2 separate regions of the Mus musculus genome follow, and region 2 is linked to region 1. Evidence: chromatin loops called from intact Hi-C (ENCODE). Cell type or tissue: left cerebral cortex. All regions are shown on one strand.

Region 1 (8,000 bases):
GATGTAGCGGTAATCTCTTCTTCATTTGCAAGTCAGGTGATGTTTGGGATATGAGTGGTGTGTAGCTGGGATGGATTCTTCAGTGTGGCTTCAAAGAAAAGCTTCTCAGAACTCCAGTTAGGACAGACGGTGCTGTTTTGGGGGGGGGGGGGGGCTCAGAAGGAAAAATGGCTAAGCACAAGGAAACTCAGTCTCTTTCCCCTGGAGAACTGGAAGGCTGATGTGCCTCGCATCCCCAGGGGCTTCCCCTCTCGGAACACACACTGCAGGATGCGTCAGACACCAACCGGTCCCACATGTGCCCACACATCACTATAGCAGTGGACAATTTTGCAAAGTCAGCTCTTTCCTCCCACCTTCACCTGGCTTCCAGGGGTCAATCTCCGGGTACACGGAACTCAGCAAGCTCCTTAACAGGGTCAATCTCAGGGTACATGGAGGTCAGCAAGCTCCTTAACGCACTGAGCCATCTCACCAGCCCCTAATGTTTGGCTTTACGACTGACTGAAAAGCACCTCTGGAAACCATTTTTTTTCTCTTTTAAGAAAGTATATCTTTCCTTGAGCCATGTTCATCCATAAAACAATTACATTTTCACAGGGTGGAAAACTATACAAGAAAACCGGGAAAGCAGTGTCCCAGTTGAGGGCAAGGCCTCTGCATGCATTAAGTCAACAACTGACAACAGAGGTTTTCCACGATCAACCGACAGGAAGAGGTCTTGACTACTTAAGGGCGAGATGTAATGTAAGCTGCTAGAGTGGCAGGGGAGTTACCTCAGGAGGTTAAGTGCCTGCTGGGCAAATAAAGGGACTGAGTTTCTGGACCCTTACTTCCCATGTAACAGGCACCATGTTGGGCTATGAGGTCAGGGCCTGGCAGGTGGGGTAGGAGGAGGATGGGTGGATCGCTCCCCTCAATGAGCTCAAGGTTCAGTGAGCACCTGTCTTAAAAAGCAGAGAGGCTGGATCATGGTGACATACTTGGGAGGCAGAGGCAGGGGGATTTCTGAGTTTGAGGCCAGCCTGGTCTACAGAGTGAGTTCCAGGACAGCCAGGGCTATACAGAGAAACCCTGTCTTGAAAACCAACAAAATGTAGAGTGGAGAACACTGATTGACCTCTGGGCTTCTAAACACACACACACACACACACACACACACACACACACACACACGGTAGAATATGTGCCACCAAACTCAAATACCCATATGCACATGACCACAGGAACATTTATATACACCAAACACCTGTGCACCTACAAAAAACACAACACATAACTTAATGGACACACTGCACAGATGTTTGTGTCTGTGTCTTCTTACGTAAACTGATTTGTTGTGTAATCTCTAGCTTTTCTAAAATCCTCTATCTAAAAAAAAAAAATTCAATAGGAAGTTATACAAGGATAAGAAATTGGTATTTCTATATGTAACACAATCTTTTGCTATTAACCAATCATTCTATTTACTTCCACATAAACTCTAACTTGCCATCCTTCAGATTCTCTGCTTGTTTTATTCATTACCACTGTGCTATTATTTCTCTTTAACACACCAACTAGAGCACTTAATCTCTTTTGTGTACTAAGTCATCATGCTTGTCACCTCGTCAACATTCCAATGAGTTGTAGATGTCTTCCTTAATTTCGAATGCCCTGAGTCTTATATCACAGAACTTCCCATAAGTAGCTCTCTGTTATACAAATAAATACATAACATATTGGATATTTAACAGCTATCATGTTGCTGTGTAGACCATCCCATTGATCCTAGAGCTCGGGACACAGAGCAGGTAGATCTAGGAGTTTGGAGCCAACCTGGTCTACAAAGTGAGTTCCAGGCCAACCACGGCTGGCTACACAGCAAGATCCTCTTTCTAAAGTAGAATCTTGCACTGGGGACATATTTTAAGAGAAAAGAAAATATATTAGTGGGTGGGATAATTTATGCTAAAGCTGACTCTGAGTCTGTGCTTCAAACTTACTAGATTCTAAATCTAGATAGCTTTAAAAAAAATGATGGCTTTTCCTTTCCCCGGTTGCTAAAAGTGTCCAGCAAGTTCCTGTAACCCCACTAGCTTTTTGTTTTGTTTTTTAACATTTGTGGAACGCTTGCTGTGGCTTCCCAGGCAGCTTCAGCAGTTCTACTGGGCACTGATGAGCAAGGCCGGAAAACACTGTCTATGTGCCCACTCCTTTGGGGCCTAACACCACCTACCATATTTTCTCAGTGTGACTATTAAAGTCAGCAGAGACATCGTGGACAGCAATAACTGACATCGGTGCTGTGAAGGAATGCACAGCCTGTCCTCTAATGGGTCCTCCTCCGCTGCCAGCAAAGTCAAAAGGGCACCCAAGTCAGCAGGGCAGAACGTGTTTCGGTAGGCAAGGGTTTGCCAAAAACAAAGCCGATTACTTTGATCAGCCTGAAAATGGAACGGTGTGATACTGTACCGCAGTAATTGGAATATTTTATTCAAAGAAATTTGTGTGTGTGTGTGTGTGTGTGTGTGTGTGTGTGTGTGTTGGGGAGCGGGGAGGGGCTGGCTCAAGGTAAAATAAAAGCACGAACTGGATGAATGGATGGCCTGACCTGGAGCTGTAGAGCCCACAGTGGAAGGCTTAAAAGTTGTCCTCTGGCCTCCACACCCAAACTCACACACAGACAGATAACACGCTCTCCCCCACACATACAACTGAAAAAAAAAAATCAGCACAAAAAGTCACAAGGTTCTGAGCTCAGGTGAAAGGGACCCACTTCAAGCCTTTATACTGAGAAAGAGATGCTAACAAAGGACGCTTCTTATTAGCCTTCTACAGGAGGTGTTTCTGAAAAAAAAATTTAGCTTTCTCCTTCCTATCTATTTATCATGGAAGGGGGGGGCTCCTGTACATATTTAATTACTTACTGGGGGGCAGTAAGGAGGGGGAGTCGCAGGTATCCATTCAGTTGATTCAATCAAAAGTTAAAAGGCAAAAAAAGAAGAAAAAAAGCCTTAAAAAACTGGGCAGTGGTGGTGCATGCCTTTAATCCCAGCACTTGGGAGGAGGCAGAGGCAGGCAGATTTTGAGTTTGAGGTCAGCCTGGTCTACAGAGTGAGTTCCAGGACAGCCAGGGCTACACAGAGAAACTCTGTCTCGAAAAAAACAAAACAAACAAACAAAAAGTTAAAAGGCCCATGATGTACTGGTAATTATCCACACACATTATCTGCAGTCCTGAAACTAGACAGCAAGCTGCTCGTTCTTTTCACGACCAGTCAGAAGGCAGCCAGTGCTGGCTGCGGTGGATTCGGCCATTCAGAGTAGAGTATTGGGTTACCACCTTTCAATGTTACAAAGGTGGTTCCTCTGCCTTGCACTGACAGGTGGAGGGCTTCTCCAAGGCTAACAAGGTGTGTAACACTGGTCTCCGCCTCTTTGCTATCAAGCTGGCGGACAGTAGGCAGATGGCCCAAACTAGCTATTGGCCAGAACTCAGCCCTTGATTCTATGTAACTGCAGTGGGTGAACCCAAATGACCTCTGGCAAATACCAGCTTCTTGACTGCAAGAAGCACGTCACCTTTTGGCCATTTCGAAACTCATGTTCGTAGGTTTTTAATATCTGCCCTTTGCCCGTGTACTCGCATAGATCCTTATGTGGACAGAAGTTGAAAGGGCAGTGAAGCTTCCAAGGTAACCCAGGTCACACAACCCAAGGAACTCTGGAGTTATGAAAGGGTCTGGCTGGTCTCTGGTCTACAAGTATCTGCTTTGTGCTCGCTGGATTTGGGAAGGGCAGAGAATCGGAACATTGGCTACAGCTGCGAGTCCTCCAGGAGCCCATCCTATCACAGAGCAGAGTGATCTGTATATGTGGTGACTAGAGACCTTTTTACCCTGAACGGCCAGTTGGGCTAGCAAGACAGTTCAACAAGGCACTTAGCCACTAAGCCTGACCACCTGATCTTTTCCTTCTCAGTCGCTCTTGATTTACTGAGGCAGACTCTCACTGGACCTGGAGTTCAGTGGTTTAGCTGGCCAAGCTAGCCAGCTTGACCCCAGTGACCCCTGAGCACAGGCATGAGAGACCTCATGCTACCACGCCCACTCGACTTTTCGACTTGGGATTCTGGGATGTGAACTCTGGGCTCCATGGTTGCATGGCAACTGCTTTGTCCACCGAGCCACTTCCCCCAGCTGTCTGTGGCCTCATAAGTTCAGGTTTGGCTTTGCAAGAGAAACCTGAGTGGAAAGAACAATTTATACGTTCAAGAGCAACCGAGGAGTCCATCCGCATCAACATTCGGCTTCCACATACACTCCCACCCCGGCTCTTTAAGAAAGCTGCCAAGATCATTTCTTAATTAGACAAGAGCTTGACTACAGGCACATTGATTCTGCTGCACGAGCAAGCTGGTTTTGCTCGGCATGTGCGGATTCTAGACAAGGACGAGGAAATTTTGAGTTTTCTTTTGAGAGTCAGCAGGGAGTACAGCTCACAGGTGGCTTTACGGCGTACAGCGCATGCTCAGACATAAAGCGCATGCTCAGAGCGAAGCTTCTGTGACACTGCAGAAATGAAACTACCAGAAGAAGCCCTCTATAGTGCGAACAAATGACACACGACTTTCAATCTAAAAAAATAAGGCTAAGTGGTTTTGTGACGAAAACAGGGTCTGTCACTGGGACCTGAGGCTCGCCTAATGGCAGCTGGCTAGTGAGCTGCAGGGTGTCTCTATTTCCCCAGAGTACACACCAGTCACTTCTGGCTTTCTACATGGACAATGGGGATTTAACTCAGCATCCCATGCCTGCTTGCATGGCAAACACTCAATGACTGAGCTATCCCGCCAGCTCGTGTTCACACATTCTAAGCACCTCTGCCTTAAGTATTTCTAAAAATAACCTACTGCCTACCCACAAAAATACCTCCGTGGATGTTAATAACACAGATTGTCTAGCTTTAAGATAATGCAACTGTACCACAAGTCAAAGCCAATTTTAGTTTATAATAAAGTTAAACGTTACTATTACCTATATAAAATTAATAACAATGAAAATAAAAGACTAGGAATTAAAATGAAGTCTTGGGGGAGGGGGATGTTGCAGATGTAGAACTCTCAGCTACTACTTCAGCGCCATGCCTGCCTGCACGTCACCATGCTTTCTGCCATGAAAGGTAACGCACTAAACCCCTGAACTATAGCTCAATTAAAGGCTTCCCTTTATAAGAGTTGCCAGTCATGGTGTCTCTACACAGCAACAGAAACCCTAAATAAGACAGCTTCAGTGGACCATACAAACTTCCATCTAAAACTAAGCCGTTGAAAGTCAACAGATGGTTCTACATCGAGGAATCGAGGCTTGGACTTGTGGTATCACTTAGGGATGAAACGGAAGCAAAAGCCTGCACTCTTATAGGAGAAGCCTAGCAGTGGCTGAGGCGGAGGCTAGATAAGCCAAGCTCCGTGTGTGTAGTTGGTTACAGTTCCAGGTCAGCACACTCCAGGTGGGAAGCTGGCAGCGAAGTGGATCTCATGCCGCACAGAGGTGTAAGTATATAAGGTTCAACACGTGCTTTCTGCAAACACACTTCGTATTTTCCAATGAGCAATGGGCACCCGGTCAAAGCTGACACTTCCTTACTTGTTCTGGTGTTTAATCCTGGGTCGGACGTCTCCACCCTGTGTGTCAATGGTGCTAGTTTCTGGACTAAGAAAACTGCCACCTAGATTCCTAAGCAAGACACAAAGTCCTCAGCAACATGGCGATATGATTTTAAAAATCCAAGAAAGGCTAGATAGATGGGGCCGGGTAAATATGAGATTGCTGAGCAAGATAACCCACTTGGGGCCTCCAACGTAACACCAATTTTTTTTTTTTCATAAAAAATAGAGTATCATCTTCCATTATTTGACAGATCTACTTCGAGGAAAGGATTATAGATGTTTCTTTTGAAACTGAATTGTACTTTGCAAAAGGTTGAGGGTGTTTTTCTCCCAGAAAAGAAAGTAAATACTTGTGAATATCAAATATTAGTACTGTGTTCTGTATTTCCTTAGGGACACACAACTGCTAACTGACAGAAAGCTGACTGGTGGGTACCTGGCACTGAGCAGGGTGAGGGATGATTGTACAGGGGCTCTGTAAACTGATTTAAAACCACTGAAACAAATGTCTATCAAGGTAGGATTAGCACATTAGAATATTTCCAAACATTGAACTAATCTATAAAGTTGTCTTCCCACGGAGCTTTAGAGACAAATGTTTTGAAACCGGGCATGGTGGAACTCTCTTCCTTCTTGACAGCTAAATAAGAGTATTCAGAAGTCCTTGAGTCTTCCAAGAGACTGCCCCATACGATGGCTCCCGGGCAGGCTCGATGAAGGCTCACCTTGACTCAACTTCCCCCCCACCAGCACAGTTCAGCCTTGCTTTTTCCTCCTCATGACAATGGAGACAGCCAAATGACAGAGCTGCAGCAATGACAACGTAGGCACAAGTGGCTGGCTGGCATGCCTTTGAGAAAGCATTTGAAAACATGTTCACATTGACGACACACCCTTTTGTGGGTGTGTGTGAGTCTTGGTCCTCTGCTTCTCTGCCTTGGTCTGACTCAGACCTGCTCCTGCCAGTTGTCATCTTGAATTGTGAGTCAACACTCGAGAAAGAGAGAGTGAGAGACAAGGGAGATTGCATGACACCATCAGTGAGGTTTCAAGGTCTGCATTAGGTTACATGGACTTGTGACTGAAACACACCTTGTGAAGGAAATCCCCACCTTCTAATCAAGGCCTGGCTTCTTGATTCTTCATGATACCCAGAACAACGTAAATAAAACCCTGTCACAAGAATTCTGTAGTAATCACCACATACACTCAAGCTCGTGCACACACACACACACACACACACACACACACACACACCCCACTACACAATAACATCTATACAGCCTCCTATAAAAACACTGACTTGACCTAACCCACGGGAAAGAGCAAGAAAACAGAACTCAAAACTCTTGCACACATTTCCTGGGTATCTTGGCCTTTATTAGTTCTTAAGTTAGTCAAGTCAGAGCATATTAGAATCAACTTAAGAAAAGCCCAGGATGCAACCTCTGCCACCACCACCCCCCACCACCACCACCAAGGAAAAAAGGAAAGGACAAAGGTCCCATGAAAACCCTTAGGAAAATGAAAGTAACACAGTAATAAGTGATAAGTAATAAGTCAAATCAACCAACAGCTTGGCCATCATCCATTCTGGCAGTTGACTTGAAGTGGAACTGTATCGTGTGAGCTGAGGACAGTAATCCCTCCACGTACTCACCGAGGCTCAACCTGTCTAAAAGGCCCCAGGCATCTTAGATCGGCATATGAGAACATCACGTGCAATCACTTTGAGGTATCAAAGGCAGCTCCGTGCCTGTATTTGTACATGAGCTGTGTGTATGCAAACATAGGTGAGCGTGCACTTCGGTTCACACCAGAATCAAGATTGTTAGCAGCTGAACTCCCACTTCTGGGCAGAAACTCCATTTGCAGTTTTGTTTTATTGGTATTTGTTCAGTAATGGAAGCTTCCTAACTCATTAGCATCTGCACCTTGGACAGTGAAGCAAACACAATGAAACACTTAGGAAATGTCTGCCACAACACCGCTCCTGTTCCCGTGGGCTGCTCTGGGCTTTGCGCTGATTCTGATTTCTGTGAGCATTATGAGACAACATGCTTGGCAAAGGAGTTCGCATGTGGATTATTTTTAACCTGAATTATTCAAATTGTTTATGTTGATCAAAACCGGCTATGGGATTTCCAAATCCCCACGTCACTTTAGGGACAGATAAGCAAGCTTTTCTCTGAGAGCTGCCTGTTTTATAAACATGATGCATATTTTCCAGAATTATCAGCAGCAAATCTAACTTACTGCAGTGTGTGTGAACACAACAATATGAAGAATGGATGTAACGGATTTACTTTATTTATTATAAAATATTTATTAAATACCCATTTAGTAA
Region 2 (8,000 bases), 48 kb before region 1:
AAGGACTCCAGTTGGGTCAAATGCATTGAATATGGAGACATCAATGCATTCATAAAGGTAATGAAAGAGTAGAAGAAAAAATTCAGGACTCATGAATATTAGACTGTGGTCTGCAGGCTGGACGCTAATGAAGGCTCAACTCCATTGACCCATTGCCCAGGGGCAGCTATTATCATTGAAATGCAGTCATGTAATCTAACGGTAAAACAATGCAGAAGTGGAAAGTGCGTGGAGATCTTAGAGGCAATGTATGTCTAACAGAGACGAGCTTTATATAATCCCCACAGTTAACACAAACCGCCTTGTTTAAGCTCCATAACAGCTTGCTGACTCTGTGCTGACAAATTAGTAAAGGCGACTTCTTGGCTGACAGCAGGGACACTTTCTTCCCGTGGCTTCCTTACAGATACTTTAAAAACGGAAGCTTAGTGACTAGCTTGTGTCGGGTCATACTTCTCAGTGAGTAATATGTGGTCACGGAGCTGGACGACAGGTTCATGTTTAGTTAGCTTAGCATTTTACAGGAGAAATCCAGCTGGGATGTTTTGAAAATAATCTTCAGGGACTTGGCTATGTTCTCTCTCTCTCTCTCTCTCTCTCTCTCTCTCTCTCTCTCTCTCTCTCTCTCTCGCTCTACTTTCTTTTGTTCCTCCTAGGTTTGGTCTGTTTAGGTATCGTGGAGTCTGACCTTCAACTCTCAGCAATCCTGCATCTTGACTTCCAGGCATTGGTAAGAGGCCCGACAAGCTTGCCCATCAAAACCACGCTAAAGTGGGATGGAAAGCCATCCCACTTTACATTCAGGTTATTTAAACTTATACAATAGCCTGGCAATTGTAAATTGTGTTATAAAGAAGTTTAAGCTACATTTAAGCTACAAAATACAGAAGTTACCCTCTACTGCTTAAAAAATTCTTTTTTTTTTTTTTTTTTTTTGCCCTCACGATAGTTATGTTAGAGGTGCGCCTATAGTGAAAACAAAACAAAACAAACAAATAAAATGACCACCATCCCAGGGCAGGTTAGAAAGACATCAGTCAGCAGTGGACATTCAGGGGAAGCCCTTCCCCCTGCCCCCCAAAGGTCTTGGCTTATTTTATGTGAATGAATCTACAAAACCAAATGGAAACAAGAATGTCAAACCAAACATTAAATCACTTGAGTTGAAATATGGTATAATTATTGACATGTATTTTTGTGTATTGACACCTACATCTGATTCTCTAAGTTTTGATTATAGTTCATATTTTGAACAAAGAATGGGTAGGAAACTTTACTGATGGATGTTTCCAGTATGATTGCTTGGAGTAAGTTGTAACATCTGGAGAAGAGAAAGAAACAGCAGAAGATGCAATGATACTGACTAGCATTCATTCATCCAGAAGTTCCAGGTATCAACAACTATGCTAAAGGCTCCATACTTACTGTCTATGTCAGAACTATGCTAAAGGTTCCATGAGTAGTATCTATGTCAGTCCTCTATCCGGTCAGAACCATCTTTTGCACAAATGAAAAACCGAGGCCCAGAATGGTCAAACACCTATCCCCATCTCCAGACCTGTACCCTCAAGCCTGAAAGAGGACACTTGTTAATCCCAGACACTGCACCACAGGAAATGGTGACATTCCCAGTGGGATAAGAAAATGCTCCTATCCAGAGGTCGAGGGCACAGGCCTGCTGCCTAGAAGTGAACATTGCGGGGATGGGGAGATGACTAAGTTAAGGAAGCACTCTCCACGCGGCTTGGGGACACTCATCCCCAGCATCCACATAAAATACACTTTGACCCCCAGCATCCACATAAAATAAGCTGGGTGGGATGGACCCCTGGGGCTCTCTGATCACAGCAAGCTCAAGGCATCTGTGAAACATCTCGTCTCAAAACATAGGGTGGCCAACTGGTGAGGAAGTGGCCACGGCCCTTAGCTTCCACCCGCACCGCACAGACACAAAGAACAGATGGATGCTTACAACGGAAGCCACCAACGCTTCTCCTCTCTATGCGTGGGTGTGAAGAAGCCAGAGAGCTACTGTGGCATGTATTATATTAATAACCATATGTTAATGTCCCTTTACTCTTCTAGCAAATTTTTAATTCTCTACCAGTCTCTAGAAATCTGGAGTAAAATGGACATGCTGGGACAGACAACCAATCCTGTTTCCTGCAGTGACAAGGTCCATGAGGTGGAAGGACAGGGATGAGGGGTGCCTAGTCTGCATGTTCCACACAGGGAATGGAGCCCATGTGACGGCTGTGAGGCAGGAATAAATACAGTCTAAGCTATTGTGCTTGCTCTTTTAATTAAAAAAAAGCCAATCCCCACTGCAAAGGTTGGACGTGTATGAGACTAAGTATGTCCTCACTGTATGAAGTGCATGTGAATGCATGTGTGTGCATGTGCTGTATGTGTGTGTGTTTCTTTCATTCAGCGGATAGTCTGGGTGACTTCAGTCAGTCTCAGAAATGTCTGTACCTATGATAAAGGTTACCTGAGAGGGAGAACAGGAAAGGAGTCGCTGTCTATGGGTCTCAGGTACATCTTGGGTAGGGGTAGCAAGCCTTCTCAGCAGCCCACTCACTGTGGGGCTGAGGACATTAATTCACAGAGGAACGGAAACTCGGTCCGTGACCTCTACCCAGGAAAACCTTTGACTAGCTCAGGAGTGGGACAGAGACCCCAACTCCATCTGCTGTCTCCCTGACCTGTTTGGCTCCTTGGTGGAAGGAGGAGCTTCCTCACAGACCATCTAACTACGGGAAGCCATGTCCTATCTCACTGCAGAGTCAAGGCAGAGGTGACTGATGGAGAGAAGAAACTGCTGGCTGGGAGCCTGGCTCTGTGGAGAGATTTCCAGGGCCAGGAGAAAAATGCACTAACGAGTTTAATAAAGACTGGAGGAGGACACCTGATCCACTTCAAGACAGCTCGCTTTCTTCCCTTCTGGTGAGTTCTAGAGTTAGATGCAAGAGATCCGGCAGATGTCAGGGGAATCTGTGTGGGACCGCAATCCAGAAACAAAACAAAGCCCTTAGAGGCTAGTGGCTCCCAGTCAGATTACATACCATGAGCAGAGTTGGTAGGGCTCCTTAAGTCCGTATGAAAAGTCAGTTTGTTTATGTTCTATTGATTTTATTATTTGAAAACTCAGTGGAAACCATAATTGTTTCTCTCTTGGAGACCAAGTGCTCATTTTACAAAAATGCTCTGATATTTTAGAGCAACTCATGTGTAACTATGAGCCACAGAGGATTCGGGCAACATTTTCTTTCTCCTCACAGAGGTACTGGCTGCCTCCAACACCCACTGGAGTTTTCATGAATAAAACATGGCCAAGCAACACCCCGTGCAAGGGGGGGGGGGTAATTTCCCCTGTAGTATGAAAGGAATTAGTGTAGTCAGTAAGAATGGAAGCTGTGTGTGAACCTCAGAGCTCTACCCAGGGTTCCCACCCAGGGAGGCTGAAGATAGCAGAGAAGACAGAATCCTAGTGTGAGAAGCAGGCCTGAGTCAGGAGAAGGCTGCCACATGGATTTAACCCTGCGACTCCGTAGTGTGTCACACGATCTCTTCCATAACAACCCAGACTCCATAAATACATAATAATAAATAAATAAAATCCCAGAGGTGCCCACCTCCAACCAAAGGCAATTTAAAGATGTAAAAAGGCTAGAGCAACCAGTGTTTTGTTATGATTGATACCTGAGATGATCAACTTAGAAAGGAGGACGGTTTATTCTGGTAGCTGTACAGGTTGTAGTCTGTGACTGGATGATCCTCTGCTGTAGGAAGAAGCAGCTGAGGCTTACAGTCAAGTCAGTCCAAACAGGAAACACAGACCCAGAAGGAAAGAAATTCTGTGTTTTGTAGAATGCAAACATGCACTCATTCACACGTGCCTGTGTTTAGCTGTGCCTGTCAATTTGGTGTCAGACACAGAAATCGTCCAAAGCCTTTGTATAGATATGGGAAGCCTGGGAGATACCAGGCACAGCTGTTTTGGTTATTTTAACCGATCTGATCATTGATGCAGAATATCCACTGTGACCACCGGCTTAAGATACCAAAGTAAAGTTCTGAAATAAAAACCCAAGCCCACTCTAGTGCCACACTACAGTAACACATTCTTTTTGTAGGAAGCCTGATATGAGATTTCTTAGTGTCAAAGTCACGGCACTATCTAGAGCTAGGAAGTGGTAGAGTAAGGGTAACTTTGTATATACATTTTTTGTTTGGTATATTCACTTCTGAAACCTGTTTCTTCAGACACATCAGAACAGAAGCTATAAGTTCGTATTTGGTTCTCTTCTTACGCCCTTCTGGTTGATACTGATAAAACCCCTTTATGATACACATTTATACCCCACCAACCCTGAATTAAGAAAGTACATTTTCTATCTTAATGATATATTCTGGGATAAGGTGAATGGCATCCTCTAGCGGAGGAAAACCCCACAAACATCAGGTTCTTGGGTTTTAAAACATCAATGCTTCCCAGCAAGGTCCCCCAAAACCACAGAGAATGACATAAACCACTGACCAGCAAATACCTGCCCAACAGTGGGTTGAGCACCCAGACTTGGAAAGGTTAGACTCTTCAGGTCAGAGGGTGCCTGGTCTAGACAGTCTAAATGTTTTCTCCAGCGTATCTTGCCCTGAAATACTTTGCCTTTCGACATGATTAAGTTCAGGGCTCAGTACTGGATTTTTCAATTTATATTCAACTTTTTTTTAAAAGATTTATTTATTTTATGTATATGAGTATGCTGTAACTGTCTTCAGGCACACTAGAAGAGGGCATCTGACCCCATTACAGATGGTTGTGAGCCACCATGAATTGAACTCAGGAACTCTGGAAGAGCAGTCAGTGCTCTTAACCACTGCCATCTCTCCAGCCCCCTACATCGGACTTCTTGTCAAATGAATGGGTATAGCAAAATTGCAATGTCTAAGGGGATGTTATCTCTATATTTGCCTCCACCACAGCGGTTTTAACTGGAGTCTATTTCATTTATCTCAGAAAGACTTCATGAAGAGCCAAAAGGCAATGTGAACAGTGTCATCTGTAAGATGCTGTAACCATGAAAGGCGTTCTGGAGGAGCTAGGTACCTTGTGGAATTGACACCCACATGTTCATAGTCCTTGTATGTCATTGGTGGGTCGCCAGAGAAAGCAAGAGCAATCTTAGCCACTCGTGTATTCTATCAGCACATGGATATAGGAATGACTTTCCAGAGAATTCTGGATGGCCTACAGTGTCCTCTTTGGACCGCTCCAGACCAGAAAACAACAAAGAACTAGAAACAGTTTTAAATCAAAAGTTATGATGACTTTATTTTAAATCTTAATACACCAAAAATATTTTTCAATGTTGTGAGATAAGCACTTGAAAATAAGAATTCCAACACTGCTGTGATTTCGCTGTGAGGCTTGATAGTGAATTTTCCCTCTGAATATGGGTTTAGGGCCTAGGAAGCAGAATGCCAGTCATTTTCCAAGTAGCAGTGAGCTAAGCCCAGCCCGGTCATGCTCAGACCCACACTTAACTGAAATATTCACACTAGGAGGCGGCACCACCAGGCAACACCTTGATCAACCAGGAGAACAAAAGTCTGAAGTGCCACCAAGCATTGGGGAAATGATATTGTTTAGATGCTAGTGAGTCAGGTTCTTTCAAATGTGTCCTAACTGGGTTGCAAACATAGTTGCATCCTTATTTGAGGACCAATCAGCTAGGACAACTTGACTATAATACAATTGTTTTGTGGGTGGACATGGACAACTGGTGAGTGACACAGAAATATCTGGATTTGGCTTTGCTTGACCTGCAATCAAAGTACAGCTTCCAAGACTTCCCCCAACCAACCACCTAGGCGCTGCACCCACCAGTACAACTCTAGGAAATGTTTGTGGGAAGATGGAAGCGTGGGTATCCATGCTCTGAGAATCCTAGTTTTCAAAGCATCTGGGGATGGGGACAATACCAGATTATACAACAGGCTTTTGGGTTTTCTATGATACTTGGAGCAGGTGGACTTTTAACTGGCCCTTTCATCTGTGGTTCCTGCTTTATGGCTCACGAATGTTTCTTCTAAGCACAGTCTGTCACAACAGGCACTGAGAATTCTTGTACAGGCACCGACATCTGTTTTGTGTCACTATCGGGTACAGAGGATGGCGGCCCAATGACTAACTAGGATAACAGAGCTTCATTCAGCGGGTTCAGACAAAATAGGACGTCCTTGTTTTATTAGATGTCACTTCAATATGCAGAGGTGACATATATGTTGTGAATTCTCACCCAAATCACTTTCTGATGGCTGGGATCTCAGGCACCAGGAAATGGGAGCTGTGTGATCATAAGCTGTAGATCACATGGCCACAGACTCTACTGTTGTCCCAAACTGATAGCAAAATAGCTGTTATCAAAACAAAGACTGGAAAAGGATGCATTTGAAGGCTAGAAAGTTCTGGGCTGTCATCATGATCTCCTCACAACTGTCTCTAGCATTGACACTTCACAAAGAACTGTGTCTAGACACCGATCCTGCCAATGCAACTCAGAGTGTGGTGGAGTCTGGGGGGTGGAGCCTACTCGGTCTCTTCTTCTAGGAACTCACTTGACACTGAGGCAATCCAATAGTCAAAGACCCATTACCTATGCCCGGAGGTTGTAGAGTGTGCCAGGGCTGACTTGGTGTCTGTATCTGGCAGTTCTTGAGCAAAAGCTCCTCTCGTCAGAACAAGATAGTAACTAGACACTCCCAGGTAACTGAGCAGCCTGGGAAGGTAGCCAGACTTCTGGAACATTCTACCTTAGTGTCATGGTGCCTTGTAACTCCGTGACAGGCTTATCTTACCATGAAGATATAAAACAAATGAACAAAAACAACAGTCTGTGGTTATCTTCTCTGGAAGTGTTTTCCTAGGCTCCTGTAGATATCCCACCCACATGAAACTTCTGCCTGAGCTACATTGGTCAATCGGTCTCATAAAGACAGCGGGAGGATTAATAAACCTGCTTTCCCCTGCAGCAATGAATATGGATTTCCCCTCCAGTCTTGACTTTCTATAGTGCAGAAGGATTAGAAAGATGGGGGGTTGGGAGGGGGGGAAGGGCACTGCTTGATCTAAATCAATACTTTGGCCTGGCATTGGATATAAATACAATAAATAAATAATAATGATAGTTGTTGTTTCTCCTCACAGTTGACACTAGAAGGTCCAGATAAAAATCTCCTACTGTGTGAATGGAGTGATTCTCACTAGAATTTCATTGCAAACTCAACACATTTGAGTTGATGCTCAGACCTAGTGACCGCACTGCGTTTATATGAAACCTTGGATTTGTGTTCATTCAATCCAGGAATTAAGTTTTCACCACACTGGGATTGGAATGCAGCGAGAAATCTTCAATAGAAAGATAATCTATTGCAGCATAGTGGGGCAGCTACAAAAACTTGCTTGCCCGGAATGTTCACTGACAGCAGTATTATCTACGTGGCAGTCAATTCTGGCAGGTTTTAGATGTGTCATAGGCCAGTGGTCCAGCCTCGTATCTTGATACAATTAGAGCAGCTAAGCTGATATGTTAAAAACTGTGTGCTGAGCCTATATCAGAATTCTGTGTTTTTAAAAAAACATGTGGCTTTTTCTTCCCATGGTGAACACTGGAATTGCCTGTAGCTACAGTTTAGCTGGTTTGGAAACTTAATTATTATATACTCATCCTGCGAATGAAAAGTCTAAGTTATTTTACAAGTGGAGAGAGCATGAAGCGAAGAACACTGAGACTAAAGTGCTTTGGAAGCATAGCTTAGTCGTTTTAAAGTTTATGCTTATGAGATTTCCATATTGTACCTGTATTCTATGGTAAATATCTAAATTAAACTGAACCGACCAGAGGAGCCTCAGGCTGGCCTTTTGATTAGACTCAATTCAACTGATAGGTGGCTTCTTGGTTTTCATTATCTTGCTCACTTTCTTCCATAAGGCAAGG

The links. Peaks named below come from ENCODE experiments on the same cell type or tissue, not always from the same donor. Only the 100,000 strongest peaks of a DNase experiment are listed, where the experiment ranks them.
Region 2: it touches region 1 in a loop (2.3-fold over the local background); 3 of 42 quality-filtered maps call a loop at or near these places.

What each region holds. Positions count from the first base shown.
Region 1 is chr3:129,587,535-129,595,534 of GRCm38, reverse strand. The region is part of intron 2 of Elovl6 (ELOVL family member 6, elongation of long chain fatty acids (yeast)); the gene reads right to left. Among named protein-coding and RNA genes, the nearest start is that of Gm35986, 59 kb to the right of the region's middle. In left cerebral cortex, no CTCF peak of the experiment used is centred here; DNase peaks (open chromatin) are centred at 2,145, 4,520, 6,549, 7,625 and 2 more places; H3K4me3 peaks cover 730 bases; H3K27ac peaks cover 1,082 bases.
Region 2 is chr3:129,635,804-129,643,803 of GRCm38, reverse strand. Elovl6 (ELOVL family member 6, elongation of long chain fatty acids (yeast)) reads right to left here. Exons shown (of 5, transcript NM_130450.2): 5 at 5,309-8,000. Among named protein-coding and RNA genes, the nearest start is that of Gm35986, 110 kb to the right of the region's middle. In left cerebral cortex, no CTCF peak of the experiment used is centred here; DNase peaks (open chromatin) are centred at 321, 1,982, 2,998 and 3,352; H3K27ac peaks cover 1,379 bases.